2 separate regions of the Homo sapiens genome follow, and region 1 is linked to region 2. A link is an interaction called in ENCODE POLR2A ChIA-PET data of the cell type or tissue named here. Cell type or tissue: GM12878. All regions are shown on one strand.

What was found. Peaks named below come from ENCODE experiments on the same cell type or tissue, not always from the same donor. Only the 100,000 strongest peaks of a DNase experiment are listed, where the experiment ranks them.
Region 1: POLR2A ChIA-PET joins it to region 2 with 10 read pairs; 5 of 35 experiments call an interaction of 5 or more read pairs at or near these places.

The regions. Positions count from the first base shown.
Region 1 is chr12:24,951,011-24,953,510 of GRCh38, reverse strand. The region is part of intron 1 of BCAT1-DT (BCAT1 divergent transcript); the gene reads right to left. Among named protein-coding and RNA genes, the nearest start is that of BCAT1-DT, 3.1 kb to the right of the region's middle. RefSeq lists enhancers at 1,157-1,226, 1,607-1,676. In GM12878, no CTCF peak of the experiment used is centred here; a DNase peak (open chromatin) is centred at 1,450; H3K4me3 peaks cover 745 bases; H3K27ac peaks cover 2,324 bases.
Region 2 is chr12:25,123,781-25,126,280 of GRCh38, reverse strand. All of the region lies in intron 9 of DNAI7 (dynein axonemal intermediate chain 7), which reads left to right. Among named protein-coding and RNA genes, the nearest start is that of DNAI7, 70 kb to the left of the region's middle. In GM12878, no CTCF peak of the experiment used is centred here; no DNase peak of the experiment used is centred here.

The sequences.
Region 1 (2,500 bases), 170 kb after region 2:
GTGTACAACAAGGATAAAAATAAATCCAGTGAGTCAAAATTGTCATGGGAAATTTCCCAAAAAGTACAGTATAAATGATTTTCGAGTATTGAACTTGGTGTGTGTCTGTGTGTGTATGCATGTGTGTGTGCACATGTATGTAATGGGCAATGAATGCAAGTATTATAGGAAATATAAAAACAGTACAATTTTGAAGTATTTTTTACTATGAGAAATAGAGAAAGAGAATGACATTGTTTTCTGAGTGTGTAGAGTAGAATTTTAGAGTAGATTTTCCTCTTTTAAGACAGAGTATCATTGCCTTATGTAAACTCTCCTATTCAAATTCCAGGAACTGTTAATAACTCAAGGCAGAGAATATTTGTGAGTTTCTGCTTTCCTAGAGAAAATTTAGTAAGATACAGGGAAGACATTCTGCAGGTAGTTGGCACATATTTTTCATAATGATGGCAATAAAAGCCTTTGTTAATAACAGTGAGGACAAAATGAAGCTGGACTGTCTGGCGCTCTGGAGTCAACCTCAAAATTAGTGTCTATTAGAAATCTTAGAAATGCTGTCTCTTCTTCAGTAAAAGACACTGCCCATAGATGGGTATATGGTATATATCCAGTTTGGATCCAGTTTTCCTTAAATATCTTTTACTGTGACTTGTTTGAAGTACAGTGCCACTGTCAGAGTAACAACCTTCGTTGATCATGAGCCTCATCATTTGGGAAAAGCATGTGTGTTGTCTGGGAGAGAAGCTTTGGGAGTTTACAGTTGACAATGAGGGAGAACTGTGGGGCCCTTCTATCAACACTAAAGGGAAATGGGAGGAGAGACATAGCTAGATTGTTCTTATATTCTTTTTTTTTCTTTTTTTTTTTTTTTTTTTGGAGATGATGTCTCACTCTGTCACCCAGGCTGGAGTGCAGTGAAGTATGAAGTGATCACAGCTCACTGCAGCCTGGATCTCCTGGGCTCCAGTGATCCTTCCACCTCAGCCTTGGGAGTAGCTTAGACTGCAGGCACATACCACCACAAACAGCTAATTTTTGCATTTTTTGTAAAGACTGGCTTTTGCTATGTTGCCCAGGCTGGTCTTGAACTCCTGCTTTGACGTCCCAAAGTGCTGGGATTATAGGCGTGAACGCCCGGCCCTCATATTCTTCTGTGGATGTTAATTCCCTAACTTTCTCACTTCCCTTCAAGCTCTTTTTTTTTTTTTTTTTTTAAATATATACTACCTTCTCTCTTCCTTTGTTGCTAACATCAAAAGAATCCTTAAGTAGGGGTAACAGCAACAGGGTTGGAGGTGAAACTGTACCTTCAAGCCAAAAACAGCCTGAAGGCTGAAAGACCAGACTGCTGGTCCTGGATGAAATCCATGACGCAGAGTGAGAATTTCTGTTCCTGTTTGCCTGCCCCTCCCCTATTCTGAGCCGATAAAAAGCCCCAGGACTCAGCCTCATGGAGGAGACTTTCCTGCCTTCGGGTAGGGGGACCACCCCCGCTTCCCTCTCTGCTGAAAGCTGTTTCATCCCTCAGTAAAACTCCCCGCCTTGCTCACTCTTCAATTGTCAGCACATCTTCATTTTTCTTGGGCATGGGGCAAGAACTCAGGAACCAATGTGCAAGGCAAACTTGTCTCAGGCGGGCAAATTGCGTGGGGTGCCTCCTGCAGCAGGTAGTATGCCCCGAGCTAGGCCTCCGGCATTGCCGGCTAGAGGTCCTTGACTGGCAAAGGGACTGAGAAAAATCCTGCATTGAGGGAGAGGGGGGCGAGGGGCGGTCGTTGGATCTAGGAGTAATTGCCAGGCTTGCTCTAGAACTTATTAATGCATTTATATCTATGACCCCATCACTCTCTATCCCCTTATTACTCTTTCTCATAAAATTTACCACATGGTACCTGTTTTTTTTTTTTTTTTTTTTTTTTTGAGACTGAGTCTTGCTCTATTGCCCAGGCTGGAATGCAGTGGCATGATCTTGGCTCACAGCAACCTCTCTGCCTCCCAGGTTCAAGCGATTCTTGTGACTCAGCCTTGTGAGTAGCTGGGATTACAGGCACCCCGCAACCACGCCCGGCTAATTTTTAGTAGAGACGGGGTTTCACCATGTTGGCCAGGCTGGTCTCGAACTCCCGACCTCAAGTGATCTGTCTGCCTCAGCCTCCCAAAGTGCTGAGATTACAGGTGTGAGCCACCATGCCGGGCCATAGAGTAACATCTTTATTGAGATATAATTCACATAACATACAATTCACCTATTTAAAGGGTATAATTCAGTGGTTTTTAGTGTGTTCACAGGGTTGTGTAACCATTACCACAATCTAATTTGAGAACATTTTAATCAATTCAAAAAGAAATCCAACGCCCATGAACATTCACTCTGCATTCCACCCTGTCCCCAGATTGAAAACAACTATGTGTTTTCTGTCTCTATGGATTTTCCTGTTCTGCACATTTCAGATAAGTGGAATCATATAATATGTAGTCATTTGTGAGACGCTTCTTTCAC
Region 2 (2,500 bases):
CAGAGTGGCATTCAGAGCTGTCCACAATCTGGCCCCTGCATCTCTCCAGCCTCAGATCTTTACACCCTCCTAGCATGCCTCACTCCAGCTATACCTGACCACTTGGAGTGCTTGGAATCCTGTTTTGCTTCATGCCTTTCACTTTCACTCACATTAGAATTCTCTCCCACCCTTTTTGGGGGAGGATCTATTAATAATTATCTTTCAATATTTAGTTCAACAAACCTGGAAGCATCACATTACCTGACTTCAAAGTATACTACAGGGCTACAATAACCAAAACAGCGTGGTACTGGTACAGAAACAGGCACATAGACCAATGGAACAGATAAGAGAGACCAGAAATAAGGCCACACATCTGCAAACATCTCATCTTCAACAAAGCTGACAAAAACAAACAATGGGGAAAAGACTCCCTATTCAATTAAAATGGTTCTGGGATAACTGGCTAGCCATATGCAGAAGATTGAAACTGTACCTCTTTCTTATACTGTTTACAAAAATCAACCCAATATGGATGAAAGACTTAAATGTAAAACCCAAAATTATAAAAACCCTGAAAGACAACCCAGGCAATACAATCCTGGACATAGGATGGGCAAAGATTTCATGAAAAAGGCACCAAACGCAATTGCAACAAAAGCAAAAATTGATTAAGTGGCATCTAATTAAACTTAAGAGTTTCTGCACAGCAAAAGAAACTATCAACAGAGTAAACAGCCTGCAGAATGGTGGAAAATATTTGCAAACTATGCATCTGGCAAAGGTCTAATATCCAGCATCTATAAGGAACTTAAATTTACAGGAGAGAAACAACCCTATTAAAAAGTGGGCAAAGGACATGAATAGACACTTTTCAAAAGAAGACATACGTGTGGCCTAGAAGCATATGAAAAGAAGCCCAATATCGCTGATCATTAGAGAAATGTAAATCAAAACCACAATGAGATATCATCTCACACCAGTCAGAATGGCTACTACTAAAAAGTCAAAAAATAAAAGTTGCTGGTGAGGTTGCGGGGAATAGGGAACACTTATACACTGTTGGTGGGAGTGTAAATTAGTTCAACCATTGTGGAAAGCAATATGGTGATTCCTCAAAGAGCTAAAAGCAGAATTACCATTTCACCCAGCAATCCCATTACTGGGTATATACTCAGAGGAATATAAATCATTCTACCATAAAGTCACATGAACGTGAATGTTCATTGTAGCACTCTTCACAATAGCAGAGACATGGAATCAACCTAAATGCCCATCAGTGACAGATTGGATAAAGAAAATGTACATACCCACCATGGAATACTATGCAGCCATAAGAAAGAATGAGATCGTGTCTTTTGCAGGAACGTGGGTGGAGCTGAAGGCTATTATCCTTAGCAAACTAATGCAGGAACATAAAACCAAATGCTACATATTCTCACTTGTAAGTGGGAGCTAAATGATGAGAACTGATGAACACAAAGAAGAGAATGGCAGACACTGGGGCCTACTTAGGAGTAGAGGGTGGGAGGAGAGCAAGGAGCAGAAAAATAACTATTGGGTACTAGGCTTCATACCTAGGTGATGAGATAATCTGTACAACAAACCCCTGTGACCTGAGTTTGCCTGTACAACAAGCCTTCACATGCACCCTCAAACCTAAAATAAAAGTTAAAAAAAAATTTAGTTCAAACTTACTACCTTTAGGTAAGAGAGGTGTTGCCTGTCTTCACCCACACATTTTCCCACAGAATTAACTCCTCTTCCTTGTACTCCTATTGTGGCTCCTTTACTTTATACTACAACACTTACAAAAATATACCCATTTGTTTACTTGCTTCCCTAATAGTCTGGAAGTTCCTTATGTCAGGGACCTTGTTTTTTATTGCCAGTGTCTAGCAATGCCACTACTATTTAGGAGCTCTGTAATTTTTTTTTTGAATGAATAAATAAGGGAGAAGGTTCAGAGGCATGATGGAAAGGGTTTGCAGAGAATGTAATAGTGTTAAAGCTGGTCAGGGGGAAGACACATAGGGCAATATGGTGATGAGAGATGGGAAAGGCTAGTCTACTAAGGGGGACTTGTCTGTGTATGATGGGTAAGAGTCATGGGAATAACTAGCTTTAAATTTCTGACTAGAACTCTGGTATAAGGTTATTCTATTGCTGCAGAAGTACAGGTGCTACCTGAAGTCAAGTGAAGTTTGCTGGATGTCATTCAATTTGCAAGTATTAGCACACACACACACACACACACACACACACAATTTTTATACTAGCAACACTGCATTTATCTAGTGCTTTACATTACCCAAAGTTCTTTTATTTCCATTATCTTATTTGACCCTTAAAACAGTTATCTCCCTCAGCTTCAGTTTCCTTATTTCTTCGGATTGTTTGCAAGATGTGTTATATGTCTGATACACAGTTAAATACCAAATGTGTTATTGTTACATCAGGAATTTGAGGCTCATAATAGTTAAATGACTTGCTCAAGGTCAGAAAGGTAAGTTAGTGG